2 separate regions of the Homo sapiens genome follow, and region 1 is linked to region 2. Evidence: chromatin loops called from intact Hi-C (ENCODE). Cell type or tissue: dorsolateral prefrontal cortex. All regions are shown on one strand. Each heading gives the region's core, and the rest is flanking DNA. Links, peaks and the distances in the headings are about the cores only.

Evidence for each region. Hi-C counts contacts between places; a loop is a spot of excess contacts. Peaks named below come from ENCODE experiments on the same cell type or tissue, not always from the same donor. Only the 100,000 strongest peaks of a DNase experiment are listed, where the experiment ranks them.
Region 1: a loop joins it to region 2, with 2.0 times the contacts of the local background. A loop is called at or near these places in 18 of 110 quality-filtered maps.

The regions. Positions count from the first base shown.
Region 1 is chr2:85,714,527-85,731,118 of GRCh38, forward strand. LOC124907851 (a long non-coding RNA gene) reads left to right here and starts at 735. Exons shown (of 2, transcript XR_007087118.1): 1 at 735-775; 2 at 2,171-2,781. It also overlaps the pseudogene RNU1-38P. In dorsolateral prefrontal cortex, for the core only: no CTCF peak of the experiment used is centred there; no DNase peak of the experiment used is centred there.
Region 2 is chr2:85,643,696-85,658,038 of GRCh38, forward strand. It overlaps USP39 (ubiquitin specific peptidase 39), which reads left to right. Exons shown (of 13, transcript NM_006590.4): 11 at 1,253-1,388; 12 at 4,235-4,321; 13 at 5,066-5,588. The coding sequence ends at 5,113. It overlaps SFTPB (surfactant protein B), which reads right to left. Exons shown (of 11, transcript NM_000542.5): 11 at 13,619-14,343. Among named protein-coding and RNA genes, the nearest start is that of SFTPB, 17 kb to the right of the region's middle. In dorsolateral prefrontal cortex, for the core only: a CTCF peak has its summit at 5,095 (motif pointing right); no DNase peak of the experiment used is centred there; H3K27ac peaks cover 2,484 bases.

The DNA of each region.
Region 1 (16,592 bases), core at 3,602-11,601, 73 kb after region 2:
GAGTTCAAGACCAGCCTGGCCAACGTGGTGAAACCCTGTCTCTACAAAAAAAATACAAAAATTAGCTGGGCGTGGTGGCATGTGCCTGTAGTCCTAGCTACTCAAGAGGCTGAGGTGGGAGGATCACTTGAGCCGGGGAGGTCGAGACTGCAGTGAGCCATGATCACACCACTGCACCCCAGCCTGAGTGACAGAGTGAGACCCTGTCTCAAAAAACCAAAACCAAACCAAAACAAAACAAAACAAAACAAAACTAGGTATTTTGATTCCTTGTCCTGTATGGTAAGTCCTTACTTAACATTGTCAATAGGCTCCTGGAAACTGCAACTTCAAGTGAAATGGCATACAGTGGGTCCTCAAATAGTGTCATTTCATTCACTATCATTTTGTTATAACGTTAATAAGAAAAAAAATTCGTTTCACTATACGTTCTTTTGCTTCAAGTTGCAATTTCCAAGAACCTATGGACAGCGTTAAGTAAGAACTTCCTGTACTGTTCGCATTGTGGTGGTTTTAAACTATGCCCGAAAATTCTTTGATACTCCTCCCTTCAAAAGGTGAAGCTTAATTCCCCTCCCCTTGAGTTTGGTCTGGACTTAGTGACTCATTTCTTTTTAAATGTTTGATTGTTTATTTATTTATTTATTTTAGAGTCAGTGTCTTGGTCTGTCACCCGGGCTGGAGTGCAGTGGTGCAATCATAGCTCGCTGCAGCCTCGACCTCCTAGGTTTAAGTGATCCTCCTGCCTCAGCCTCCTGAGCAGCTGGGACTACAGGTATGCACCACGCTGTCTGGTTAATTTTAAAATTTTTTGTGGAGATGAAATCTTGCTATGCTGCCCAGGCTGGTCTTGAACTCCCGACCTCAAGCAATTCTCCTGCCTCGGCCTCCCAAGTTGCTTGGATTACAGGTGTGAGCCATTGTGTCTGGCCAGTGACTCACTTCTGAAGACAGAATACAGGGGAAGTGATGGTATGTGACTTCAGAGATCAGATCATAAATGGCATTGTAGCTTCTGCCTTGTTTTCTCTCTTGTGTCATTCACTCTGGGGAAAGTCAGCTGACACTCGTGAGGATGCTCAAGTGGCCTTGTGGAGAGGCCCACGTGGTGATGGGCTGAGGCCTCTCTCCAGCAGCCTCAAGTGGGCACCATCTTGGAAGCAGACCCTTTCAACCCAGGCAAGCCTTTGGAGGACTGTAGTCCTGGCTGACGTCTTGACTGCAATCTCATGGGAATCCCTGAGCCAGAACCATTCAACTAAGTCACTCTTAATTATAATTCTTGACCTGCAGAAACAGAGAAAAAAAATAAAAGTTTATTGTTTTAGGCAGCTAAGTTTTGGGGCAGTTTGTTACACAGCAATTGATAATGAATACACATACCACCCTAAAATATAATCTTTCAGAGTCAATGACATCCACAAACTCGAGTATAGTGGGAGAATATGAATGAAAAGAATAGAAGGTGTAGCAACATATTCCTTCTAAGGAAGAGTAAGGCTGGAGGGGTAGGAAAATTACTCTCCACTAATCCTTTCTGTTTATGGAGACTGGTGGGGAATGGAGAAAAGAAAGATGCAAGCTTCAAGGCGCCTGGCAGTTTTTCACTCCGCTGATGCTTACAGCCTAGAGTAGATGGCTTTTGTCTTAGCAGAGCTCAGGAAGCAGACCTGATACTGAGGAATGGTGGAGAAACAGGACTGAGCAACTTTTAAGAATCATGTGTCTAATGTGTAATAATATCATTTGTGTTGGTGTGTGACAAAACTCTCCTGGTAACTTCTAAGCCTCCTGTGAAGTCCACTGCACACACAGAGGCCTTGAGGAGCCCTAAAAAGGGGGTCAGGTTTCCAGCATGGGTCCATGCTGAACTGGGGGTGGGGATTGAGTAAGGAGAGGCCCATGTGAGGCTGGGGGCTGAGTGGAAGCTGGAGCTCAGAGCCAGAGAGAGCAGGGAGCTCCTTATGCAGCCGCATGGGTCAGGGGAGGTCAGGACACAGAAGCCATTCTGCATCTTGACAGCCTCAACCTGAATCCTGGGTGTGGGGGAAGAAGTGACAGGCATGGGAGTTCTTAGAAGTCGGCCATGCACCTGCATCTGATGAAGCGCCACGTCCGTTCTTACTAACCCCTGAGAACAATCACTTCTGCTTCCCTTCTGCCTTCCAAGTCCTGTGCAAGATCCTCTTGTTGGCAAACTCTAACCTGGGAGCATGAGGAAGAGGACTGCGGGGAACGGTTTCCAGCCCTACGTAGACATGGTGGTGGTGACGTGTTGACACATGGGGGCTCCGCTTCGGACTTCGCAATGAATAAGGCCAGGGAACTGCAGCTGATGGCTGGGTCATCCGAGAGACCTTCAATCTTTACTTTCTATAATGACAGAGCAAACCATTCTATTTGCTATTTACTTTCCTGATGGTATCTTCAAGAAACTTCTGGAAATAGGTCTTTGTGTCAACCAGAAACTGCTGGTCAGAGGATAAGTTCTGGAGTTTTCTTGTAGAGCATGGAGACTGCAGTTAATAATAACATATCATATACTTGAAGATTGCTGAGAGTAGATTCTAAACATTATTATTTATTTATTTTCTTAGTTTTTTCGCCCCACTTCAATAAGCTAGTCGAAGACAGTAGATTTTAAATGTTCTCACCACAAAAAATGGTTAAGTATGTGGGATGATAAATATGTTTGATTTACTCATTCCACAGTGTGTACGTATATCAAAGTATCATGTTGTAAACTATAAATAAATATCATTTCTTATTTGTCAATTAAAAGTGTAACACACACATATGCATGCACACTATATATAAATACATCTTTTAAAACTGCTGGTCAGGAATCAGACGGCCTCCACGGGTGGTGTCACAGGGCTGCCCCCCGCAGCCTCCCTCATGGTTCTGAGCCCTCCTCAGTCACTCTTTTGTTTAATGCTTTAATCCCTGCTTTAAGTAGGAAGCTTCCCTTCAGCTCATGGGAGGCCCTTATCTTACCGGTGGTCAAATAGATATGGGAAACATTGCCTGCTCTGTTTTTGGTGATTGGCGGTGCACGTGAGTATATTAAAGACTCTAAAAACGCATTTTTCAGAGCATGTCTATGACAGCTTGCAGTGTTGGATGTGAATGGCTTCTTCAATGCCAATGTGCAATTAAACGGGAGGAACAGAGATGCTGTCTTGGGAAGTACAGACACAGGGAGAAAAGAGTCATGAGGCTGGCTAGTGACGAAGACAACTCAAGAAGACTTTGTGTACACTTGCCACGTTACGTCACGCAAGATAGGAGTTGTCAATAATTTCCAAATTAATATATTGCACAAAAGGCCTGGGAGTTATTGTTGCTGTCGACAGCACAGTGTTGGTGAGTGCCCCTCCCTAGCATGTAAGATAACATCTGTCTCGGCCTCTGTAATTAAGAACAGATGCGAATCCATTTCAACCTTTCCATGCTCTAGGAGGAAAGGGCTGCCATGCAAATGAGTCAAGCAGGCAAGTGTGCACTACAAATCTTTTCACTTCGGAAGGGCAAATATTGATTTCAAACTTCCTAGAAGTACCTGTTTGAAGCCCTGTCAGTAGCCCAACAGATTCAGAAAAGATATCCTTCCCCGCTTTAGACACCCGACCACCACTTGCCAGAGAACAGTCATAGATGTTCAAATTCCCCATCACGACCATGTGAAGGGGCCACTAGAGCTTGCAGTGCACTTGCGACACCTATGGGCATGGAATCTCCATATTTTCAAGACATACCACGGGTGGTTCATGTTCTGAGGGTTGTCTGATGGAGGACATTCTATCAGCTTTTACTTGGATCTATTGAATGTCCTTTGACGACAAACACTATTCTCCAAAAAATTTCCACTTTTTATTCTCTCTTAATTCCTTTCTCTCCTCTGTCTGCTGTCATCTGATTGATAAAAATCCTACTAGCTGCCTGCCCTGTCCTGTCCTATTCATAGGGACAGCCACCTACCTCTGTGGGCTTCTCTTCTCCCTCTCCCAGCTGCCTGTCCTGTCCTGGTCCCTTTTTTTTTTTTTTTTTTGAGACAGTGTCTCACTCTGTTGCCCAGGCTGGAGTGCAGTGGCGTGGTCTTGGCTCACTGCAAGCTCCTCCTCCCGGGTTCACGCCATTCTCCTGCCTCAGCCTCCCACGTAGCTGGGACTACAGGCGCCCGCCATCACACCTGGCTAATTTTTTTGTATTTTTAGCAGAGACAGGGTTTCACCGTGTTAGCCAGGATGGTCTCCATCTCCTGACCTCGTGATCTGCCCGCCTAGGCCTCCCAAAGTGCTGGGATTACAGGCGTGAGCCACCTTGCCTGGCCTGTCCTGGTCCCTTGAGGTGGCTTTCCTCCCTGAATCTGCTCCTGTACAGTCCTTATGGTCCCCTGATTTGCATCTTTGCTCCTTCCTCCCCAGGCTGTGGGAACCTCCAAGAGAAGGGAGACGGAGAGCCCTGCTCAGAACAAGTGGCCTATGAAGCTGTGGCTGGGTCCCCAGGGTCCTCGGCCTTCCTTGTTCATGGAGGGGGTGTCCTGTGGGTGTGGGGACAGTGGGCTCAGGTGGTCGGGCCAGCAGTGAGGTCTGGCGAGTGAGCTGGTCAAGCAGGCAGAGTAACCAGAGGTGAAGATGAACGCCATGGATTTGGGCACGCAAGAGCTGGCTCCTGGGAAAATCAGCTAGGGCTGGCAGCTTAAGACAGAAAGGTTCTCCTAAGTCCAGGGAAGGGGGTCAAAGTCCACAAAGCAAGGACCTTGCCCTCACCCTCCCAGTAAGTGACACATAGATTAGGTCAGATACTTGAGCGGGGCTGTGAGACTTAGGCACATCCCACGTGTGGCAGATACTGATGGGGTGAGACGCTGAACCTGGAATGGAGCTCTAAATTTGAATTCCAGTTCAGCAGTAAACTCACCACATGACCTTGGAAGAGACCGTGCACCTCCCTGAGCCACAGAGCCCTTTACTGCAAGCTGAGGATAACACCCGTCCTCTGCACCCCAGAAGTGTGTTGGGAGGAGAAAAGGTTAGAAGCCTGGGGGTTCCTTGTAAGCAGTGATGAATGGAGGGGTCTGTGAAGGGTGGCTGAAAATCAGGGTGCTCCAGGCCAGGGGCAGGGATCCTGGCAGTGGAGTGGGAGAGAGATTCAAGAACAGAGTCTCTCCAGGTTTTGCCATCTGTAGAGGTCAGAAGCACCCTGCCTTGACCTTGGGCTATTTCTAGAGAGCTGGCCAGGCATCTCTCATGATGGCAGCAGCTGGCTGCCTCTCCTCTGGTGCTGGCTGCCTGCTCCTTGGCTCTGGCTGGACCTGCTCCAGGTTGAGGTCTCACCAGTTGAGCTGTCAGAGCCAAGGTAGGACAGAACCCAGGCTGAGCCCTCTGGAGAACCCGCAGTATCTCAGAGGCACTTTAGCTTCTGAAGCGAGGAGAAAGCCTTGCAAGTTTAGTCCACGGTAGCCTGGAAGAAGCCGTCTCACTGGGGAGTTGGAGTTGGTCAATATTTCCTACCCCCATCACCACCACAACTTTACAATTGCTTCAGGCATTAATTACCCTTTGCAACAGCCTTCTCATCAAGTCACTTCTCCATTCAACAAATTCTTAGTAAGGGCCGATGTGGCCCCCATAGAGCTTACAACTGAGTGCATCGACAAGAAAATAAACATGAAAAAAATATAATTCTGACTTGTGGTAAGAGCTCATAAGGAAGTGAACTGGGTGCAGTGTAGTTGGGTGGTAAGGGAAGGGGCTCTCTGGAGAAATACCACTGAAGCTGAGGCTCGAAGGATGAGAAGGGGCCAGCTAAGTGAATAGTGGGGGGATAGGAAGGTGTTCCAGGCAGAGGGAACAACACATGCAAAAGCTTAATGGCAGGAGAGGGCTCAGGGCCTTAGAGATATAAAGGAGGTGAGGGGGACTAGACTGTAATGAGTGAGGAAGACAGAGTGGGAGACCAGTCAGAGAGACAGGCAGGGGCTAGATTGGGCAGGGCCTTTTAGGCCAGGGGAAGGAGCTGGGATTGTCTTCCAAGTACAATGGGAAATGCTAAAGGGTTTTAAGGAGAGAGTGATGGCATCTAATTTGCACCGTGAAAGGTTACTTTGCTCTGTGGAGAGACAGAAGAATAGAAGTAGGAAGACTCTGAAGTAGTTTGGGTGACTTAGACTATGATAATGTAGCAGACAGGATAAGCTAGGTTGTGCTGCAGTAACAGACAGCCCCCATTTCAATGGCTTAACATAACAAAGATTTATTTCTCTGTCATGCATCAGCAGAAGGGCTCTGTTGATCTTACTCACTCAGGAATCCAGGTATGGGTCTCATCTGGACATGATGTCCATAATCCCCATGAAAGGAGACAGGAAGTATATTGGTTCTTTAAATTACCACCAGAAGTGACAGATATCTCTTCACATGTCATTGGCCAAACAGGTCACAGAGGCAAGCCTAACTTCATATCAAGTGGGAGAGTGCCATCATGCCACAAACCCAGAAAAACTGTGTCACACTAATGACCACCACAGACCAGGAGAGTGAAGACAGAGAGAAGCAAATGAATCCAAGGTACATTTTGGAAGCGTCAGCTGAACAATTACAAGGGTCATATATTTAGACAGGAGAACTTTATTTCTCCTAAAGAATTGTAGCTTGCAGGGTACCCATTCTGACAAGCTGGGAAGTGTAGCCTTGGGTCAGAAGCTGAGAACAGGCACTTTGAGGCTGGGAAGACTAAGACAGGGATTTATACTGAATGGGATGGCCAAATATAAGCATATTATGTGCAACTGAGGATCATGCCTCTCTGCGGGTCCCATGTTAAAAAAATGGTAGCATTAGCATGATCCAAGGGTAGAGGTTTTGGTTCTCTGGTGTCAAAAGGTAAAGCAGAGGACATGAAAACCCTCACTGTGCATCCTTACAGGTTGGTTTCAACCTGGCTGGTTGAATTCAAGGGCACAGCAAGTCTTTTGAAAGGCTGGTCACTGTTTAGCCCTTAGGGAAGAAAGCCTTGTGGTGGTTAGTGAAGAAGGGCGGATAAGGAAGCCTGTCTCACCTCTGGTTGCATCGTGGCTGGGAATTCAGTTTCCAAGGTTTCTCTGAGGTCCTTTAGACCGAGAAGGGATCTATTCACTTAGTTGGGGCTGGATTTCATTTTTATTTCTCAGAAGTAAAAGTGACAGGCCTTCCTGATGAGTTGTATGTAGAGCAGGGGGAGGAGATAGGAGAGTCTGATGATTCCCAGGTTCCTCAGGGCCTGGTGCTTGGTGGTCCCATTTGCTAGAGCAGGGGCTGGAACGAAAGGCATGGAGCTGGACATGCGCCAGTGTGGAAACTGGATTATGTAAATCTGGAGTTTGGGAAAGGGGGTTCGGGCTGGAGGTACAAATTTGGGTGTCATCAAATATAGATAGTGATGAGTGCTTCAGGAATGGATGGCTCTTGGGCCTTAGAATTCAGACTGAAACTTACACCACTGGCTTCCCTGGTTGTCCATCCTTTGAACTCGGACTGAATTACACCACTGACTTTTCTGGTTCTCCAGCTTATGGACAGCAGATGGTGGGACTCTTTGGCCTCCATAATCACATGAGCCTCTTCCTATAATAAATTTCCTTACATATATGTAATATATGTGTGTGTCCTGTTGATTCTGTTTCTCTGGAGAACCCTGACTAATAATACACTATTTCCTCCCAAAACTTTTTTTTTTTTAATACCAGTTTGCATTTCCACCAACAATATTTAAGAGTCCTCTTTTCCCATCCTTCACTAATACTGAAAAATCTTTCCGGCTGGGCGTGGCTCATGCCTATAATCTCAGCACTGTGGGAGGCCGAGGCAAGTGGATCACATGAGGCCAGGCATTTGAGACCAGCCTGGCCAACATGGCGAAACCCCTCCTCTACTAAAAATACAAGAATTAATGTGGCATGGTGGCGCACACCTGTAATCCCAGCTTCTTGGGAGGCTGAGGCAGGAGAATCACTTGAACCCGGAAGGTGGAGGTTGCAGTGAGCCGAGATCATGCTGCTGCACCCCAGCCTTGGTGGCAGAGCAAGACTCTGTCTCAAAAAAAAAAAAAAAAGAAAAAAGAAAAATATTTCTGAATCCTTGTGGCTGTTGCTCTAAAGTTCAGCACAGTGGAAGCGCAGAGACTCGGAAGCAGGCTGACTTTGGCTGCAATCCTGGCTTCTGCTTGTTTCTAGTTTTGGGCCTTCTAGTGGGCAACTTACGTAACCTCTGTGAGCCTTGTTTTTCATAGCTGCAGAGTGGGATTAATGATTGTATTAATTAAAATCCTTTCAGTGGCAATTACCAGAACGACCACTGGCTAGCTTACTGGGCCTTTATTAGAAGGGCCTGGGGGTGCCTCATGGCTTCTGAGGCAGGGCAGGGCCACCTAACTTCAGCAGGGCCCGAAAGGCCAGATCCAGGCGGTCAGCAGCAGATTCAAGGACTTCCCCTGTAGAGCTGGGCTGCTCAAATTCTGTGGTTGGAGGACCAACTCTTTAAAAACTTCAAATGTTATATTCCAGTGCTTTTGGAGATGCCATAAAATTCAATGACTGGAAAAATGAAATTAAAAAACATGCACAAAACAAACCCCATTTTAAATTATTGGGTCTAACAGACATAAAGTTACTTTGTCAAATTGCTATAAGAGTTTCTAAAAGCTTACTCAATTTCTGTGCTTACCTGGTTGAAGACTGATGACAAACACTTCAGCATCTTCCCTAGCCTGAGATGACACTTGGGGCAGCACTGTTCACCCTAGAGCATTGCTAAAAGCAAGCTCACTTCCAAGTCTTTGCTCTCAGGTCAATATTCCACATTCTTGGAGGGAGAATCTGATTGCCACTGACTGTGTCAGATCTCAGAGGAGACAGAGCCATAGAGTATGTGCATCGCTTTGGGAAGACATTTTCATCTGTGGCCAGCCAAACCTGTTGAACACCCCATGTAATTTCCCACATTGTGACTATTGCCTTCTTTGTGTAGAATCTAGAAATCTACGTTTCCCAGTTTCTCTGGCTACTCACAGCATTTAGGTTTATGTTCATTCATGCTTGAGATTTTGACTCAAGAGTGGGTATGAAGCAGAGATGGGGCTTGGGGTGGTGATTTTGCTAACATGGGGAAGCCAGCGTAACTGAGATTTTGGGGTGCCAGCAAGACCAGCTCCATATCAGGCCAATTCAGTGGGGTCATAGGAGGCTCCTGGAAGCCCACCTAAAGCCTATTTCTCCAGCTGTCTAATGATTTTTGAGCTTTCTTTCTTTGCTTTTACGAGACAGGGTCTCGCTCTGTTGCCCAGGCTGGAGTGCAGTGGTGTGATCATAGTTCACTGCAGCCTCAAACTCCTGGGCTCAAGCAATCCTCCCACCTCCCTCCTGAGTAACTGAGACTACAGGTGTGCACAACCACACCTGGCTACTTTAAAGTGGAGATGGGGGTCTCACTATGTTGCCCAGGCTGGTCTCCAACTCTTGGCCTCAAGTGATCTTCTTGCCTCAGCCTCCTGGTTTCCTGACCTTTCTAATAATTTTAACTATATCCCTTTCTCTTTTGGATTCTGTTGTCTTCAGCCATGAACCTTGACCCATACAGGCCCATCCCCTTGCTGCTCAGTGCTCTCAATGACATTTCACAATGATGTGTCTTGCTGTAGGGATTCCATCCATTTTTCTGGGCACATGCAGGCTCTTTCAATCTGGAAATGTACATCTTTCAGTTCTGAGTAATTTTCTTAGATTTTTTTTTATTAGTTCCTTCCTTTTTCTTTTTCTGATCTCTTTGAAATCACTCTTCAGAAAGAGCAATTTGGATGTTGGACTTCCTATTTTGGTTTCTCTGATTTTCCATCATTTTTTCTTTTTGTTATACACTTTCAGGGAAATTTCCTCAATTTTATCTTCCACACTTCCTGTCGAGTTTTTCATTGCTGCTGTCATTTTTTTCCCCCACTGTTAAAAGCTTTAAGACATTCTCTCAGTGAGCCTTTAAAAACAGTATCTTGCTCCTATTTGGTGGAGACAGTAGCTTTTCTCCTGTCTCTGAAGATAGTAAATAAATATTATCAACATTAGTAACTGTCCTCTCGTCTCTCTCGTACACATTGTCTGTTCCTGGGTGTTTCTCATTCTGTTGGTTGGTGTCTCTGGCCCTGATGAGAGAGGTATTCCACTGGTGCTAGGTAGCTCTCGGCCATCTGCTTGCAATTAGAGTGAAGATCAGCCTCTGAGCCTGAGGAGGGGGCTTGTTAGCTTCAAGTCCAAGGCAGGGCAATGCTGGGCCACTGGGCCACTTACTGCAGGAAAGCCAGATGTCAAGGGCTTTAGAGCTTTCCTCTTGGGCTTCTCAGGGGTATAAGCCGGATGCTTTGGGTTAAGCTACACTTAGGTTTGTCCAAGCACACTTTCCAGTATGCTGGGCTTCCCCAGAGCTTCCTCATCTCCTGCCTGGAGGCAAGGACCCAGCTGCTGTTGCCCTGGGTGGCTCAGCATGCAGCAGGCAGCAAAACTCCTTGTTTCTCTTCTGCAGCTCACACCCTCGCCTGTGCCAGCTGACCTCCAGCCGCGGAGACCCTCAATTTCCCCCTTTCCAGAGAAGACAGGTTGGGTCTCAGCTGGGTGGGGAGGACAGCTCCCTGGTGTTGCAGAGGAAGGGAGAGCATCTGGGGTGCTGGTGGCCTCCCACACAGCTTTCCCCTCACCCTCCTCCATTCAGGCCCCCTTTGCCTTGACCTTAGAAGTTCCAGGGGCTGCCAGTTCCTGAGCCCCTGAGGATTCTGCAGTGCAGATCTGTATTCTTCTCAGCTTTCCCCACCTCAGCATCAGCTCTTCCTGGGTTCTGTTAAACTAGTCCCCATGCATTCATCTGCTTTCAGCTTCCAAAGTTTGGTTGCAATGCCCTCTCTTATGTTTTCCCCATCCTTTTGGTTTATATATGCATTTTCTCAATCTCTTTACTATAATGCTGGTGGGGTTTCAGGAGGGAGAAAAGTTGAATGTGTGGGCTCAACCTGACATCTTGACCTGGAAACTCCCAATCAGCTTTTTAGTATCATCCCCTTAAATAGAAGATAACAGCCAAAGGTCAGTGAATGATTGAGGAAAGCCTGTATGTGAATATCAAGAGAAAAAGCCAAGCCAAACAAAAGCAGAACAAGCTCCAGGGAAAGGAAAACAAGGAAGGGAACTAGAGGAACACTTCAAAAATGTATGGTAGCAACAACTTATTTATGGGATGGTCAGTATATACGGTTTTAGTTTGGAAATGGATAACCAGAGAACTCGAGGGACAAGTAATCTTTTAAAAAAGCAAAGACACATAAAGATGCACATAAAAGAATGTTTATCACAACATGGTTTCTAATAGTAGAAGATGTATACAACTTAAATGTCTAAGAATAAAGGAACATTTTAATAAGTTATAGTATATAATTATAGTGGAATACCGTGCAGCCATTCAAAGCGAGGTGGTAGATGCTGGTGTGGTGGTGTGTGCCCATAGCTGGACTATAGTGCCAGCTACTCTGGAGGCTGAGGTGGGAGGATTGCTTGAGCCCAGGAGTTTGAGACCAGCCTGGGCAACAGAGCCAGACCCTATTGCTTAAAAAAAAGATGTGATAGAAATGAATTTATACAAATGGGGCCAGGTGTGGTGGCTCACGTCTATAGTTTCAGCACTTTGGGAGGCTGAGGTAGGAGGATTGCTTGAGCCCAGGAGTTTGAGACCAGCTTTGGCAACATAGTGAGACCTTGTCTCTACTGAAAAAAAAAAATTAATTGGTCATGGTGGCATACACCTGTAGTTCTAGCTACTTGGGAAGCTGAGGCTGGAGAATCACTTGAGCCTGGGAGATTGAGGCTGCAGTGAGGCATGATTGCACCACTGCACTCCAGCCTGGGTGACAGAGTGAGACTCTGTCTCAAAATAATAACAATAATAATGGAAAATTACTCACAGTATATCACCAAAAATTAGAGTACAGAATCAAAATATTTACAGTAAAATCTCATTTTGGAAAAAATATGCACAGAAAAGTGTACAACTCCAATTAAAATACAAAGACTGTCAGACTGGATTTTATTTTATTTTATTTTATTTTTTGAGATGGAGTCTTGCTCTTGTCGCCCAGGCTGGAGTGCAATGGCGCGATCTCGGCTCACTGCAACCTCCACCTCCCAGGTTCAAACGATTCTCCTGCCTCAGCTTTCCTAGTAGCTGGGATTACAGCTAATTTTTTTTTGTATTTTCAGTAGAGACAGGGTTTCACCATGTTGGCCAGGCTGGTATCCTGACCTGAGGTGATCCACCTGCCTCGGCCTCCCAAAGTGATGGCATTATAGGCGTAAGCCATCGCGCCGGGCCCAGACTGTATTTTAGTACCCTTATATGCAGATAAAAATCTGGAAAACGATGTATCAAGAATATTAATAGTAGTTACCTGGAGGTAGTGGACTTATAGGTGAGCATTATTTTGTTCTTTGTACTTTTCTGTATTTTGTTAAATATTTTTCAAAATGCTTGTATTACTTTATAATTAGTATTCAGTGGTTTTTTTTGTGTTGCTTCTCATATTTATTCCATTTGATCTAATAATTTGTTTTCCAGAGAAAATAGTCATAGCAGATCAGATACATTACCTAAAATGTTTTAATTACATTGTAATTTAGAATCACAAAAGGATGGGAAACAAGCAAGCAAGCTAATAACTGAAAGCCCGAGATGTGTTAAATGGATTATTTTACATTTCTGTGTTGGAACACTCAGCCATTACAACAATACATGTGATAGAATATTTTTGATAAATAGCATATATCGGTGCAGATAGGTATGAGCTCAGTGTGCTTTGAAATAACTAAATATAGGTTAGATATATTTATGGAAAAAAACTTAAAGGAAGCATATGAAACTATTGTAAGTGGTTGTCTCAGGGTAATGGGATCCCCTACCTAAGCATGATTTCTGGGAGGGTTGAGATGGGGTCTCTCGTTCGCCATTCTATTCCCTGCTGCTTTAAGTATCTCTTGAATGAGTGCATGTATTACAGATGCTTTTGACTTTCTTCTTTTTACTTTCCTGTATATTCCAAAATTTCTACCATAAACATGTTTGTTTTTATAATCATAATACATTTTAAAACTTTAAATGAGGAAATGGGTAAATAAAAGGGAAAATATGGGAAAGTGGGAGGGTGCAAAAAATGTATCCTCCTCTGAATTGACTCCACTCCCCTGTGAGTGACAGGAGCCGGCGTTCTCCACGAGACCCTGTCTGCATCAGTCCATCTCCCCCACCCCACGCTAGGTCTGCCACCACCTCTCTGCGCTGGCAAATAATCTGCACTCAAAGGAAATAATTATGAGGCCCATGGTGGCCTCAATACCCGCAAGACCAAAGCCTGTGACAAGCGCAATGCTCCAAGCCTGGCCCAGGGAAGCAGAATGGAACTGCCACAGCCCCCACCAACCCAGATCCACCTACTCCAGGAAACCGGCCCAGTGCCAGGGCTTTGCGCCTGGGGTGGCCTAACATTTCCGCCCAAACTTGGGCCAATTTGAGAAGGTGGAGGGTGAGGTGTTTGGGGAAGGAGTGTGTTCCTGTTGCTCGTTGCCATCACCACCTGGAGGAGGAGAATGGAGTCGATCCAATGGAAGACGAAACTTTCTTTCTTTCTTTTCTTATTTTTCTCATTTGGGGAAAACACAGGGGTCTGCACCTCCGGGGTGCAATGGTGAGCCTCGCACTGGGAAAACCACCTTTGTGATCATGGTATCTCCCCTGTCAGGTAAGCATGAGCATAAACTTTGTGTACCCCTCCCATTTTCCCTTTTCTTTACACATTTCCTTGTTTAAAGTTTTAAAATTTATTGTGATTGTAAAAATAAACATGTTTATTGTAGAAATTTTAGAATAAAATTTCTGCCCACAGGAAGCCTGTGTCCCTGAACCCTTCTCCCGGGCCAAGATTGGACTGTTTGAGGAAGATGGAAAAAGTGCTCTGTGAGCAGGATTATGAAATGACAGGGAGGACGTGAGGGGCTTTCGAAACCCTGGGAAGGAAGATGCCCACGTGAATGGAAAGTAGAAAGAAGAAAGTCAAAAGCACCTGTAATACATTCACTCATTCAGCAGATACTTAGGAGCAGTCCCCAGGTCCTGGGAATAGAAGGGTGGACGAGAGGGTCACCCAGATTCTCCTCATTATAATAATAGCAATAGCTACCCCTCTGGGTCCTTGTATGTGCCAGGTCTTTACTATGTGTTAAGCAATTTTCATTTATTATCTCCCTTGATCTGTACAAAACCCATGAGGGAGGATTCATATTAAAATCTCTGTTTTACAGATGAGAAAACTGAGGCTTGGAATGGTGAAGGAGGTCACTGAAAGTCACACTGTGAGTTAAACTGCAAAGCTGTGAATGGAAAACCCCCTAAGGCCCTGCTCTTAGCTCCTCTTGGTTCCCTGTTGCAAAGAGGCATTCCCCAGGCAGCTGTGAGGTGGAAATCTCTGTCTTCAGGCTTGCGGCTGAGAAGTTTCCCAGAGACGAGAAGCTGGAGCCTTTGGAGACCCCACTCGGCTGAGGTCCCGGGACCACGAGGGGGCAGCAGAGGTCTGCTGCGCTGGCGGGAGGCTCTGTCCCCGGCTGACTGCAGGCTCCGGGCAGCTGTCCTGAGTTAAAACCTGAACCTCGGGTGGCCGAGAATAGCAAGGGGCTGTCATTCACGTGGGCATCTTCCTTCCCAGGGTTTCGAAAGCCCCTCACGTCATCCCTGTCATTTCATAATCCTGCTCACAGAGCACTTTTTCCATCTTCCTCAAACAGGTCTGATCTTGGCCCGGGAGAAGGGTTCAGGGACACAGGATTCCTGTGAGCAGTGTGTTAGATGCTGGGCTGGTCACTGGGGCCACGGAGATTAAAAAAAAAAATCCTCTATAAAACCCAGGACTTGCCCCCAAGGGAGACTGGCACCTAAATAAGTAACCGAGGTACACGATGCAAAGTGCAATAATAGACGGACATCTGCGATTCGGAGGCAGCACGAAGTGGGAGAAAGAGGGGCGGAATTAGAAGCCAGGGATTTGGCTTAAAGGTGGCCCGAGGTGTGCAGCTGCCTGCAAATGCCATCCTTCATGTGAGCTGAGGCACAGGAAGAGGCTGAGAAGTCCGGTCTAGAGGGATGTTGGGTAAATGGTCCCAGGTTGAAAAATATTAGATGCTGAAGGAATGTCAGATGGTCTCGAAATTGTGAGGTTTGCCTCTGAGTCCCAGGCAGGATGTGGGCTGGGATAGCTGAGGCAGGCCGAACCTAGGCTCAGGAAGATGGTGAGAGATTGTAAAAATAAACAGGTTTATTGTAGAAATTTTAGGGGTGGGGTTAGGAGGTCATTAGGAGGTCCAGGGTCAGGGTCAGTGGGCTTCAGGACCTGGCAAAGCCAGAGGGCATGAGAGCCAGCCTTGCCTACCCACTCCGGGCTGGGCCCACAGCTGCCACGACCCTTTGTCCCCAAGGGTGACAGGAGAGCTTGCACCAGCCCAGATGCTTCCTTCTCCAAAGACATGGACGGAGGGTCTCAGGCTTATACCAGCCAGGATTATTCCAGTGGGATTCCAGCTCTCCTCCTAGCCATGTCCTTCCCGCAAAAGTTTGAAGCGGGTCTGGCTGGGTGAGGTAACTCCTTGACAAACTGGACTCATTTTTGGCTGATGACCTGTGTGGTCCCTGAAGCTCTGTCCTCACCCAAGATTGGCCCAGAGGGGAGTGGAGGTGGAAGGGGAAGGCCAGGCATGGCTGCGGCACTCCATTTGCCCCCAGCAGCCTGGCGGTCTTCACTTGTGCTCACCCCACAGGCATTGTGGACACAGGTGTGTCACCAAAGGGCCATGAGGCTCCTGTGTCACGTGGGACACCCCTGCCTTGCCAATCTTTAATTTATTATTATTATTATTTTTCCGAGAAGGAATTTTGCTCTTGTCGCCCAGGCTGGAGTGCAGTGGCGTAATCTCGGCACTGCAACCTCCGCCTCCCAGGTTCAAGTGATTCTCCTGTCTCAGCCTCCTGAGTAGCGGGATTACAGGTGCCCACCACCACGCCTGGCTAATTTTTGTATTTTTAGTAGAGACGGGTTTCACCATGTTGGCCAGGCTGGTCTCGAACTCCTGACCTCAGGTGATCCATCTGCCTCGGCCTCCCAAAGTGCTGGGATTACAGGAGTGAGCCACTGCACCCGGCCATTAATTTTTTTCCCAGGCAGTCTCCCTCTGGGCAGGTGAGTCCCAGGTGGCAGTGTCCGGCAGCCATCCTCGGACTTCTTCCCCGCAGCATGGCCAAGGGCAAGGGAGAGGGAAGGGACGCAGGCCAGGGCATGACATACAGTGGCCCAACGTAGGAAAAACATTTTTTTTTGACCTCTCATTCATTTTCTTAAAAGTTCACATGCCTTTCACCTTCTTTTTAGTGCCTCCTGGCAAGTTTTATCATTAAAAACAATCTTTTTTAATGACTTGCATTTCCATTTAAAGCGATTTGTGTGACTGGTTTATTTGCTTAGTCTTAAGGTGATGTCACTGCAAC
Region 2 (14,343 bases), core at 1,272-9,271:
GGAGTGCGGTGGCGTTATCTCGGCTCACTGCAACCTTCGCCTCCTGGGTTCAAGCAATTCTCCTGCCTCAGCCTCCGGAATAGGTGGGACTACAGGTGCACGCCGCCACGCCCAGCTAATTTTTTTTTTTGTACTTTAGTAAAGGCAGGGTTTCACGATGTTACCCAGGCTGGTTTCGAACTCCTGAGCTCAGGCAGTCTGCCCGCCTCGGCCTCCCAAAGTGTTGGGATTACAGGCATGAGCCACCGCACCTGGCTTCCATTTTCTTAACAGTGAATATTTATTGCAGTCTGACTGCATCATATATGGGACACTGTCAGTCTGTAGAAACAAATAGCTGTCACCAATACATAGAAAGCTACATATAATAATTACAACAAAGTTGTATGTTTGTTTATTACCACATGGTTTACATTTTAAACTCTGTAATTTTGAACAGTTAATATGTTCACAGTCTAACTTCAAAGGGAGATATATAACTGGACGTGACCACCATTAGCTGTTTCTTGTGAACTCTTCCAGTGATAACATGGTTTTGTTTCATGTAATGAGTGGTAGCACATCAGACAACTTTTATGATGCAATGTCTTTTTTTTTATTTTACCTTGTATTGTGTAAGTTTTTATAAATATTTGTAGACTCCAAAATGATATATTTTTCCTAAAATTATGTATTTAATCTTAATATTCTTGTTAACTGTCTATATATTTTCCTTTTTAACTATTTGAAAGTTCTTCTTCCTTTTGGGGGTTTTTTGAGACAGGGTCTCACTGTCGCCCAGGCTGGAGTGCAATAGTGTGGTCCTGGCTCACTTTAGCCGTAATCTCCTGGGCTCAAGTGATCCTCTCACCTCAGCCTCCTGAGTAGCTAGGACCACATGCATGTACCACCATGCCTGGCTAATTTTTTTTTTGTAGGGGTCTCACTACATTGCCCAGGCTGGCCTTGAACTCCTGGGCTCAAGCAGTCCTCCTACCTTGACCTCTCAAAGTGTTGGGATTATAGGTATGAGCCACTGCCTGTCATTCTTTTTTTTTTTTTTAAATCATATGGGAAGCTGTGTAACCCTGTCATTCATTTTGGCATATTTTGTGAATTCCAACGCACCTGGACCTTCTTGACTCTGCAAGCCTACCCAGAGAAAGGGTCCTAAAATAGGGCTGAACAATTTTGTGGTCCGTTTGTGTAGGACAGTTTCCTTAACCTCACAGCCTTTGTCTGATTATTCCGGCTTTATTTTAACCATTAACAGAAATGTGGATCTGAGAGAATACTTGTCTGAAGAAGTACAAGCAGTACACAAGAATACCACCTATGACCTCATTGCCAACATCGTGCATGACGGCAAGCCCTCCGAGGGCTCCTACCGGATCCACGTGCTTCATCATGTGAGTGGCTGCTGACCGTCTCATGGCACAGAGTGGCAAAAACAGGTGTTTCTTTGGCATCTCAGAGGGCAGCTCCCTTCAGTGTGTCCTTGCTTGGCCTTGGCTTTGGGACTCTGCAAGTAATAGTGCTGTCAGTAGTTAGTTTAAGGCAGTGGTTCTCAATTTTGGCTACACATTGGACTCACCTTGGGAGCTTTTTTTTTTTTTTTTTGAGACAGGGTCTCGCTCTGTAGCCCAGGCTGGAGTGCAGTGGCGTGATCTTGGCTCACTGCAACCTCCGCCTCCTGGGTTCAAGCAGTTCTCTGCCTCAGCCTCCCGAATAGCTGGGATTATGGGATTACAGGCGCCCATCACCACGCCCGGCTAATTTTTGTATTTTTAGTAGAGACGGGGTTTTACGATCTTGGCCAGGCCAGTCTTGAACTCCTGACCTTGTGATCCACCCACCTCGGCCTCCCAAAGTGTTGGGATTACAGGCGTGAGCCACCGCGCCAACCGGGAGCTTTTTAAAATCCCAATGCCTGGCACCACACCAGGCCGGTTATAATAGTAGTTTTCAGCTGGGGCAGAGGCCAGGGATGTTGGTATATATTTTACAACACGAAGGACAGCCCGTGTTACAAAGAATTATCTGACCCTAAACATCAGTCAGCATTAAGGTTAAAGGCTCTCTGTTAGATTGTCTGGAGGTGGATGTCTTTTCTGTTTGATGTCTTTTCTATTTTTCAAGTTAATTGAGATGGGGTTGTGCTATGATGCTCATGCTGGTCTCAAGCAATCCTCCCGCCTCAGCTTCTGAAACTGCTGGGATTACAGGTATGAGCCACCATGCCTGGCTGGCATTTGATGTTTTGAAGTTCCCTGAGAGACCCTGATATGCAGCCAAGGTTGAGAACCTCTGCCCTAGACTAGAGCCTTACCATCCAAAGTGGGATGCATCCTTGGACCAATAACATCAGCATCAGTCTTGTTAGAAATCAGCTTGTTAGAAATGCAGACTCTCAGTCCCCTCAAACCTACCACATCAGAACCTGGATTTTAACGTGACCCTCTGATTTGTAAGAAATTAAAGTTTGCGAAGCACTGGTTTAGAGGCTCCCTTTCATCTTAAAAATGTTGTGGATTTGTCTCAAGTTGAAAACAGATAAAACATGTACTTGAGATATATTTGATATCACATAGATTATTAGCATAAATTGTTCTCATTTGATTAGCCTCTTCTGGAACTGTGGGTTTAATCTTAACTAGCTTCTGTTTATCAAGTGCTTTATTGTGGTTAGGCAGTACGCCAGTTACTTAATGTACATTAATCTCATTTCTTTCATTAAAACACACCTCCAAGACAGATGTCAGTATCATCTTTTTTACAGAGGAGGAGACCTAGGCTCAGAGTTTCAGTAATTGACCTCAAGTCAGTAGAATTAGGATTTGACCCAGGTACTCTGCTTCAAAGCCCATGTTCTTAACTCGTCCTTGAAGCAGGAATGGGAACTTACTTATGTGATCCTGAGCTTTCCTTATGTTTCCTATATTCTCAACTATTGTAATATCCAGAGGATCTGGAATATTTATATTCTACAATAATGGTCTTTGGTATTTCTTAGAACTTTGGTTGGATAAGACAGGTGGGCGGCCAGAGGTGCCTCTGCCTTAATCTAGAAACATTTTTTCCTTGTTCATGGAAGCATGAAGTGAGATACGTTTTGCTGTATTTGTAGCACTGGTTTCTTAGGCCAAAGGAATCAGGTTAGTGTGATAGACAGTGTCCACCAAGGACACCTTTTCTTGATGACCTGTTGCTTTTTTTTTTTTTTTTTTTTTTAAGACAGAGTCTCACCCTATCACCCAGGATGGAATGCAGTGGCATGATCTTGGCTCACTGCAACCTCCACCTCCTGGGTTCAAGTGATTCTCCTGCCTCAGCCTCCCAAGTAGCTGGGACCTACAGGCACCTGCCACCAGGCCTGGCTAATTTTTGTATTTTTGGTAGAGACGGGGTTTTACTGTGTTGGCCAGGCTGGTCTCAAACTCCTTACCTCAAGTGATCTGCCCACCTCGGCCTCCCAAAATGCTGGGATTACAGGCGTAAGCCCCTGTGCCCAGCCAGGAATGTCCATATTTAGGTTCTCTCAGTGGTTGACACTGTGTACCTCATAAGTGAGAATGTCTAGTCTGTCATTTCTGAGCAGGAAGGAGACATCATAGGTGATGATTAGATGGCTTCCTCTTTTCTCATCTTTAGTGTCCACTAAATTCCTTTTAAAAAGATGTACAGAAGTGTTTCAGACTCCATTGTACTTCAAGGGGCCAGGCGCAGTGGCTCATACCCATAATCCTAGCACTTTAGGAGGCTGAGGCGGGAGGATCTTTTGAGACCAGGAGTTAGCCTGGGCAACACAGTGGGACCCCATTGCTATTAAAAAAAAAATTAGCCAGTTTTAGTGGCACACACCTGTAGTTCCAGCTACCTGGGAGGCTGAGGGGAGGATCGCTTGAATCCAGAGGGTCAAGGCTGCAGTGAGCTGTGATTACACCACTGTAGTCCAGCCTGGGTGACAGAGTGAGACCCTGTCTCAAAAAAAAAAAAAAACAAAAAAACAACAAACAAAAAACAGTGCTTTAAAAAAATTCCCAACAGGAATTGAGTTTGCCATGATTGACACACCAAAAGTCCTATTAATTGAATCATGGCCAGAAGAAGTCATGTACCCTCTTCTTTATGACTGTTGCTGGATGATGTCTAGTGGCTGTTCTTCTAATTTTTCTAGTCTTGGCTATGATCCTTTCCTTCTACACCCTTTTGGTTTTAGAGAGCAGACTAACCCAGCTCTTCATACTTTCTGCAGGGGACAGGCAAATGGTATGAATTACAAGACCTCCAGGTGACTGACATCCTTCCCCAGATGATCACACTGTCAGAGGCTTACATTCAGGTGGGTTGGCCACAGGCTTAGTGAGCCACAAATAGGTGGCGTATGGGGCCAGTGAGAGGAGTGGGCCAAGGCAGGAAGAGGGATAGAGTTAGGACCTTGGTTGGAGGGCCAGGTACCTATTGGGAAGTACTTAGTAGTGAGTTGGGGGCAGAATGTATGGCCCTGAAAGTCAAGCAGAGATTTTCAGAAAAGAAGTATAAGGAAGTGTAGAAAATGTATGAGTGAGCAAAGAAAGTTGCGATTATGGCCAGGTTAGTTTTGCAGAAGTGTGCGGTCTGGTTTCGAGGAGGAAGAACCTAGACTCATCAGGGAGGCTGGCTAGAAGTCGACCACGAAGTGCTCCCCAGAGCCCCAGGCAGCTTTGTGACCCCACAGCGCTTTCTACTTGACGTTTGTTTTAGTGCCGGCCATATCGCTTTGCCTGTCTGTCCTCTCCATTGGATTGACCCATGGAGCACAGAGCATCTCTGTCTTCTCTTTATGTAACTGCCCTAGTACCTGGCAAAAGAAGGAAGATTGAGACAAAAGCCATAGCTTTGTAAGAAGAAAGTGATACCTCTCCTTCTAGAGATAACTTTTTTCTCCTCAGTGGCTGTAGCCACTGTAGCAGATTTCCAAATGGGGTATAGCAGATTTGTAAATGGGGTGACAAGTTGTCCATGGCCTGGCACAGAATAGGTATTTGATAAGTGTCTGTTGACTGAATGCCTCCTAGACTTCAGTTTGTGTTTTCATTTCTTACAGATTTGGAAGAGGCGAGATAATGATGAAACCAACCAGCAGGGGGCTTGAAGGAGGCGTCTAGGGCTTTGCTCCCAAGGGCTGTGGCTGATGATGGTAAATAAGAACACAGAAGCTGTAGCTGAACACAGGCTGGCTGGTGGGCTTCCTAGGCCAGCCCAGCTTGTATGGGTTCTGGCTACACCAGAGCACCAAGAGCCCACTTGCCTGGGATGGCCCCACACTGTCACTCAGCTGTTCTTTGATCATTTTTTTCTAGATTGATGCTCCTTTCTCCCATGCATTGAGCTCCCATCTAGCTTCAGCAGGGCAGAACCCTTCTCCAGATGTGTGTAACTTATGTCTTGAGTATCTGGGAGTAGTTGAAGAACAGATAATTCCTTCCAAACATCAAGCCTTGGGATTCTTGGAGCAAGCAGAAAGCCAGTAACTTCGCTCTGTTAGAGGTGGAGGATTTTCCTATGGTTCCCCCCATTTCCTGATTTGTATTTTTAGATGGATTAAATAGTCTCCTGTTTTTAAACCAGCCTCTTGTTTTATATCTTTTCCTTTGGTGGTTGGCTGAGGAAAATATTTTCCTTTTTAATCTTCACAAACTCTCTACCCTACAGTCTGACATCTGGTGCACATCACGCTCGCCCTTTCCTGTCAGCTTGTGGGTGGTGTGTCAGTTAGGATGCATTTGTTTCTAAGTAAAAAAATACCTGAGTCAAGGGGATACATTATTATTGTGCTTAACTAGAGGGCCAGAGGTGGGCAGTTTCCAGCTGCAGTGCAGGAATGAGTAAGGGAAGAGGAAAAAAAGGAAATAGGAAGCGCTTCTCACTACAGTGCAATTCTGAGGTGGTCTCAGCCAGTCCAGTGTGGAGCCCCAGGGCAAAGATTCCGTCAGACAATTCAGCAGAAATGGCTCCCATCAAGCTCAGTCGTGGGCTCTAGCAGCCTAGAAGAAGGGTGGCCTTGGCATGAGCACTGTGGCAGGTCCAAAGATATGGGAAGCAGCTGGAGGCAGCCAGTCAGCCCCAGCAAGTTCTGTTGAATGGAGACAGGAGCCCCGCACTCCTGTGGTGCCACCCTTTACCTGGTCACAACCTTGTCCTCACTTTCCTCTACCTCTCTGGAAGCTCCAGTATTTCCTTAGGAGGCTTATCTCTTCTATCCAGCCATTAAATTTGGGTTTTCTCAAGATTCAGTCCTAGCGTCACTCTTCTTGCTGTTTACTTTTTCCCTAGGCCATTTCAGCTATGCATTTTTATGGAAATGACTCATAAACACATCTTAATCCCAGATTTTTCTAAACTCTTGAACTTCGCTCTGTTGCCCAGGCTGGAATGCAGTGGCACAATCTTGGCTCACTGCAACCTCCACCTCCCAGGGTCAAGTGATTTCCGGCTAATTTTTTTATTTTATTTTATTTTATTTATTTTATTTTATTTTTTAATTTTAATTTTTATTTTAGAGATGGAGTCTTGCTCTGTCGCCCAGGCTAGAGTGCAGTGGCATGATCTCAGCTCACTGCAACCTCTGCCTCCTGGGTTCAAGTGATTCTCCTGCCTCAGCCTCCTGAATAGCTGGGATTATAGGCGACCACCACCGTGCCCAGCTAATTTTTGTATTTTTAGTAGAGACGGGGTTTCATCATGTTGGCCAGGCTGGTCTCGAACTCCTGACCTCAAGTGATCCACCCGCCTCGGCCTCCCAAAGTGTTGGGATTACAGGCGTGAGCCATGGTGCCCAGCCCTATTTTTGGGTGTTTTAAAGTAAACTCAAACTTAACATTGTTTAGAACTGAGCTTGCCAGGTGTGGTGGCTCCTGCCTGTAATCCTAACACTTCGGGAGGCTGAGGTGGAAGAATTGTTTGTGGCCAGGAGTTCAAGACCAGCCTGGCCAACATAGCAAGACCCTATTAGCCGGGCATGGTGGTGTGTGCCTGTAGTTCCACCTATCTGGGAGGCTGAGGCAGGAAGGTCCTTTGAGCGCAGGATTTGAGGCTGCAGTGAACCATGATTGCACCACTGCACTCCAGCCTGGGCAACAGAGCAAGACCTTGTCATTACAAAAAAGAAAAAAAATTGAGCTTGTGAGTTTCCCTTTTTTTTTTTTTGAGATGGAGTCTCACTCTTGTCCAGGCTGGAGTGCAGTGGTGTGATCTCAGCTCACTGCCGACCTCTGCCTCTCAGGCTCGAGTGATTCTCCTGCCACAGCCTTCCGAGTAGGTGGGACTACAGGTGTGCGCCCCACACCCGGCTAATTTTTGTATTTTTAGTAGAGATGGGGTTTCACCATGTTGGTCAGGCTGGTCTTGAACTCCTGACCTCAGGTGATCTGCTGACCTTGGCCTCCCAAAGTGTTGGGATTACAGGCATGAGCCACTGTGCCCTGCCATGAGTTTCTCTTTCAAACTTGGCTATTTTTGAGGTGAAGATTACACTATCCAGTTAGAGAAATTCATGTATAATAATCTGTTCAGGGAAAGTTTAATTTCAATAATTATTAACTACAACGGGTTTGTAGAAACGGGATTAGTTAGTAACAAGTAAAGTAAAGAATGTAGGAATAACAGATACAAAGAGCTGCCACTAGTTCTGGGGCTGACAGTGTCCAAAGCTGAGATCCAGACCTTGCTAAAAATATGCCCTCTGAACCTCGTTAAAAATCTGCTTTGTAGTGTACTCAGGAAAGCCATTCACAGGTGTCTCCCTGGAGGCCTCTGCTATAAAACTGTCCAGGGAGGAGAGTGCCAGGTGGAGCTACTGGGTGCCTGTGCTGCTCAAATGTATATGTGGTCTCCAAAAGCCAAGAAAAACCTATCAAACATTGTGCGTGCGTGCGTGCGTGTGTGTGTGTGTGGTGGTATGAGGTACAGCCACCTGTCTTGGAGAGGATATTTTGACATAACTCTATACTGTTGACTTCCGAGAAATGTCTCTGAGGTGGCAGGCCCCTGAATTGTTTGTTTGTTTGTTTGTTTTGTTTTTTTCTGAGAACGGAGTCTCGCTCTGTCGCCCAGGCTGGAGTGCAGTGGTGCGATCTCGGCTCACTGCAAGCTCCACCTCCCGGGTTCACGCCATTCTCCTGCCTCAGCCTCCTGAGTAGCTGGGACTACAGGCGCCTGCTACCACGCCTGGCTATTTTTTTGTATTTTTAGTAGAGACGGGGGTTCACCGTGTTATCCAGGATGGTCTCAATCTCCTGACCTCGTGATCCGCCCGCCTTGGCCTCCCAAAGTGCTGGGATTACAGGCGTGAGCCACCGTGCCTGGTTCCCTGACTTGTTTTTGGGTTTAACTCCCAACTTCTTATTTATGTCTTACTAAGGCATCTAAAGCGCTTGGTACTTTCTGCTCATCAGATCCAACAGCATAGTGTCATCACTGTAGTGGACTAGTGTGATATTTTGTGGATTGTCAAGATGATCAAGATCTCTGTGAACTGTATTATGCTAGAGAGCAGAACTGACATAGTCCTGAGGTAACACTGTGAAGGTATACTGTTGGCCCTGCCAGGTAAAAGCAAACTACTTCTGGTGATCCTTATAAATTGGTATGGAGAAATACCAATTTGATTCTAACTTGGTAGCTCCATACCAAGTGCCAAGAGCTGTTGTGTATGAGTAAAGATGCTACATCTGGCCCCAGGCGTGGTAGCTTACAGATGTAATCCCAGCAGTTTGGGAAGCCAAGGCAGGAGGATTGCTTGAGCCCAGGAGTTCAAGACCAGCCTGGGCAACAAAGTGAGACCCCATCCCTCAAAAAAAAAAAATTAGCCAGGAGTGGTGGCATGCACCTGTGGTCCCAGCTACATGGGAGGCAGGAGGATCACTTGAGTCAAGGCTGCAGTGAGCTGAGTTTGAGCTCTGGGTGACAGAGCAAGACAGTCTCAAAAAAAAAAAAAAAAAAAGATACATCTGGGACAGCAGCTTCAGCTGGAGTCACTCTGATTAAGTTTACGATAGTCCACGGTCGTTCTCCAAGATCCATCAGACTTCTGTACTGGCCCTTTGCCACTATCATTTTAGTTTAAGCTATTGCCAGTTTCTGTTTGCAGTGCTCTCAATAGGTCTCTCCACATTTCTTTGCCTCCTACCCCCAGTTTATCCATGCTTTAGTCAGAGTAATCTTTTAAAACACAAACCTGAGTCATTTCTCCCCCATACTCTGATCTCATGCTTAAAGACACTTCACTGGCTCTTAGGATAGCAAGTGAAATCCTCAGCTGCTAGCCTAATTTATCAGGAAGTTTCTACTTTTTTTTTTTTTTTTTTTTTTTTTTTTTTGAGACAGGGTCTGGCACTGTCGCCCAGGCTGGAGTGTAGTGGCATGATCTTGGCTCACTGCAATCTCCGCCTCCTGGGCTCAAGCCATCCTCCCACCTCAGCCTCCTGAGTAGCTGGGCCCACAGGCTTGCACCACTACACTGGGCTAATTGTTTTGATTTTTTTTGTAGTGGTGGTGTTTCACCATGTTGCCCAGGCTGGCCTCAAACTTCTGAGCTCAAGTGATCTGCCCGCCTCGGCCTCCTAAAGTACTGGGATTACAGGCATGAGCCACCACGCCTGGCCCCTGCTTGTTCTTGAGCCTAGGCTCGCTGAGCTTCATTCTATTGCTCAGATGTACCACATGACATGAGGCCTCTGTACTATCTGCTTCCTCTGTGAGGGATGCTCGTTCTTTCCCTTTTAATTCTTTCTCCTCCATGACCTCTCATACCCTTAATACCCTGTGTATCTCTAATTGATAGCCCTTATTGCACCTGAAAAATTTGTTTTTTCTGTGATTCTTTGATTAAGGCCTATTTTTCCAACTAAACTCTCAAGTTCCAAAGGATAGATAGAAACTTTTGTGCCCAGCCCTTGGGAAATGCTTGGCACTTAGAAGTCAATCACCCATTTATTTATTTATTTATTTTTTTGAGACGGACGGAGTTTTGCTCTTATTGCCCAGGCTGGAGTGCAATGGCATGATCTCAGCTCACCGCAACCCCTGCCTCCTGGGTTCAAGCAATTCTGCCTCAGCTTCCTGGGTAGCTGGGATTACAGGCATGCGCCACCACGTCCGGCTAATTTTGTATTTTTAGTAGAGACGGGGTTTCTCCATGTTGGTCAGGCTGGTCTTGAACTCTAGACCTCAGGTGTTCTGCCCGCCTCGGCCTCCCAAAGTGCTGGGATTACAGGCATGAGCCACCGTGCCCGGCCAATCACCCATATTTTTTGAGTAAATGCTTTAGTACTTAGCCTGTGTTCTCTGTGTTGTCCTTTTGCACAAATGATTTTGTCTCTTTATACCCTTCCAAGATGGTGAAAATAGGAATTATCACTTAAAAGTTTAGGGACTATTTCTTGGAGCTGACCGTCATATCCTGTGTGATCTTGAGGTCCTTTGTGGGTGACACATGGCTTGCTTCCACCACGGCTGTCTGGGTTGGGGGCCTGGCCTGCATGTCTTCAAAGCTGATCCCAGCATGCCCTTCCTCTTTTGGAGACCTCAAGGTCTGGCCAGAGTTTGAACCACACATGGGGAAGAAGTGAAATTCAATTCATGTTTTCTTAGCATGACCCCACAGCCAGAAATCACGAGAAAAAGATAGATGTGGAAAAAATACTCCAGATATATGATAGAGAAAAATTTGCAATGTATAGGACAGTAAATAAATGAATATACCTAGTTTATTTTTACTCGTAAAACAATAAGAAAAAGAAACCTAAACAGAAAATTGGGCAAAAAACCCAAGTAGGCATTTCACAAAAGATGAAATATAAATGGCCAATAAACATGTGAAAAGGTGTTTATTTGGTAACTAAAGAAATGCAAATTAGAACGACCATGAGACATCATTTAAAAATATTTTGGATTAGCAGAAAAAAAAAAAAGGAACCAAACCAAACCAAAACAAAACAAAACAAATATTTTGGATAGGCCAGATGCAGTGGCTCACACCTGTAATCCCAGCACTTTGGGAGGCCAAGACTGGTGGATCATCTGAGGTCAGGAGTTTGAGGCCAGCCTGGACAACATGGTGAAACCCCGTCTCTACTAAAAATGCAAAAATTAGCCAGGCATGGTAGCACGTTCCTGTAATCTCAGCTACTCCGGAGGCTGAGGCAAGAGAATTGCTTGAACCTGGGAGGCAGAGGCTGCAGTGAGCCGAGATTGTGCCACTGCCCTCCAGCCTGTATATATAAATATATATATATATTTTTGGATTAGCAAAGTTTGAAAGATTGTTAATACCCCAGTTTGGTGAGAGTGGAAAGAGGCACTTGTTTTCTTTTGGGATAGAAGTTGGTACGGCTGGCACAGAGGCCCAGATTGATAATCCAGCCTCTGTTAAAAGTAAAGGTGTCCCCCAAATTTCATGTCTTGGAATTGATTCTAAGAAGACAGACAAACAAAGATGTAAGTGCGAGGATTTTTATTTTTTGCAAATCGTTGATAATAGTTGCTTAAAAAAGAAAGGGCCGGCCGTGCGCGGTGGCTCACGCCTGTAATCCCAGCACTTTGGGAGGCTGAGGCGGGTGGATCACGAGTTCAGGAGATCAAGACCATCTTGGCTAACACAGTGAAACCCCGTGTCTAGTAAAAATACAAAAAAAAAAAAAAAAAAAAATTAGCTGGGCGTGGTGGCGGGCTCCTGTAGTCCCAGCTACTCAGGAGGCTGAGGCAGGAGAATGGCATGAACCTGGGATGCGGAGCTTGCAGTGAGCTGAGATCACGCCACTGCAATCCAGCCTGGATGACAGAGTGAGACTCTTGTCTCAAAAAAAAAAAAAAAAAAAAGTAAGGGCCAGCCATGGTATCTGACGCCTGTAGTCCCAGCACTTAGGGAGGCAGAGGCAGGAGGATTGCTTAAACCCCAGAGTGATCGCACCACTGCACTCTAGCCTGGGAGACAGAGCTGTCATGTGGCAATTAGCAATAATAGTAGATACTTACATTTATTGACCTGAAAAGGTTATTGTTAAATGAACAGTGCAGGTTACAAAGCAGCATGTATAGGATGTTTCCATTTTGTAGATCTGCTGTATCTGTTTTTGTATATGTGCACAGAAAGCTTTGGAATTATAGATAATAACATGTTAATAATGATTATGTCGTGGATTTAAAATTTCAGTTATTCATTAGGGGGACATAATGTAATTATCTTTATTTCTCTATAACTGAACTCATTTTGGCTCATGAGCCCTCAAAACATATTATTTCCATTTCGGAGTAACTCATTCCCTTCTTAATACTCAGCCTCTCTTGGCTGACTAACCACTGAATCCTCTTTCCCCTTTCCCTGGGAATGATTTACAGATTGCCCTGCGGTGAGGAGAGGCACTGGGGACTAAGCATTCCCTGGCCATCCAGGTCTCTCTGGAGTGTCTCTCGTCTTGCCTGATCATCATCTTCTTGTGCCATCACTGCTACACATCTGATTTCTGCTCATCTCAAGATCCACTAAATCTGTCACAGATTCATCCCCAACCGTGGGCTCTTACGGGTGCACCATCTTGTCCAGAGCCAATTCTGACTGCCTCTCGGTCTGTGGGTTGAGGTTGCTCTTCTGCAACCACATCACACTGGGAACACTCTGTGAGGCAGACCTCAGGCCAGCTGCCTAGCTCCATCCCTCAGGCTAGCGTCCTCACCCTTTCTGATGTCCTGTGAGAGGCAGGCTTCTCTTAGAAGCCCACACCCTGGAAAGTGAAGAATAAGTCCCCTCCTCTTGGGCTATAATCCCTCCTGGGACTTCTCTTCCCCCAACTTCCTAAGGGCAGAGGTGCAGGATGTTGGACACTTCTCAGGGACCCTAGGAGTCTCAAGTGTAGCCACTTCCTGCCAATTCTGTCCTCCTACCAGCTAGTCAACTCTTTTTTAAAATTATTTATTTATTTGTTTTTGAAATAGGATCTCTCTGTGTCACCCAGGGTGGAGTGCAGTGGCATCATCACGGCTCACTGCAGCCTTGACCTGGATTCAGGCGATCCTCCCACCTCAGCCTCCTGAATAGCTGGGACCACAGACACACACCACCATGGCCAGCTAATGTTTGTATCTTTTTTTTTTTTCTTTTAGACAGAGTTTTGCTCTTGTTGCCCAGGCTGGAGTGCAGTGGCGCAATCCTGGCTCACTGCAGCCTCTGCCTCCTGGGTTCAAGCAATTCTCCTGTCTCAGCCTTCCAAGTAGCTGGGATAACAGGCATGCACTACCACATCCAGCTAATTTTGTATTTTTTTTAGTAGATATGTGGTTTCACCATGTTAGGCTGGTCTGGAACTCCTAACCTCAAGTGATCCACCCACCTCAGCCTCCAAAAGTGCTAGGATTACAGGTGTGAGCCACCATGCCCAGCCAAATTTTTATATTTTTTATAGAGATGGTGTTTTGCCACGTTGCCCAGTCTGGTCTTGAACTCCTGGGCTCAAGTGATTCACTCACCTCAGCCTCCCAAAGTCTGCCAATTCTTGACCTCCTTTTGAATGAAGCCGCCTTTTTCATTATCAGGCACTCATTCCCACTCATATTTTTGGGATAAACTATTAATGCCTCCAGTTCTTCAAACATTGGCTCTTCATTGTCTCAATCAAACTTTTTTGTTTTTATTTTTTTAAATTTAAAACACCCTTTTCTCTCAGAGAGTTGGATTTTGTAATGGAAACAATGGCTTTAAGGACAGTAGTTAGCTATAGATTTACAAATGTCTACTTAAAATCCAGGAGCCAATGAATTGTGTGTCTCATCCCCAGGCCCAAGAGCAGGCTGCATAGACAGCTCTTTCTGGCGCTTGAACGGTGGAGGTGTGGAGCCAGAGGCTGTGGGGAGAAGATGGAAAAAGCCCCAAGCTCAGTGTCAAAACACACACCCTGCCGTAGCTCTCTCCTGGGCTAGGTGGGATTGTGGGTGTCACATGCTTCCCTGTGAAGAGACTACCAAACAGGCTTTGTGTGAACAATAAAGCTTTTTAATCACCTGGGTGCAGGTGGGCTGAGTCCAAAAAGAGTCAGCAAAGGGTGGTGGGATTATCATTAGTTCTTGTAGGTTTGGGATAGGCGGTGGAGTTAGGAGCAATTTTTTGTGGGCAGGGGGTGGATCTTACAAAGCACATTCTCAATGGCGGAGAGAATATTACAAAATACCTTCTTAAGGGTGCGGGGGTGCGGGCGTGGGGTGGGTGGGGAGAATATTACAAAGCACCTTCTCAAGGGTGGGGAAGGTGTATTGTCACAAGGTCAATTGATCAGTTAGGGTGGGGCAGGAACAAATCACAATGGTGGAATGTCATCAGTTAAGGCAGGAACT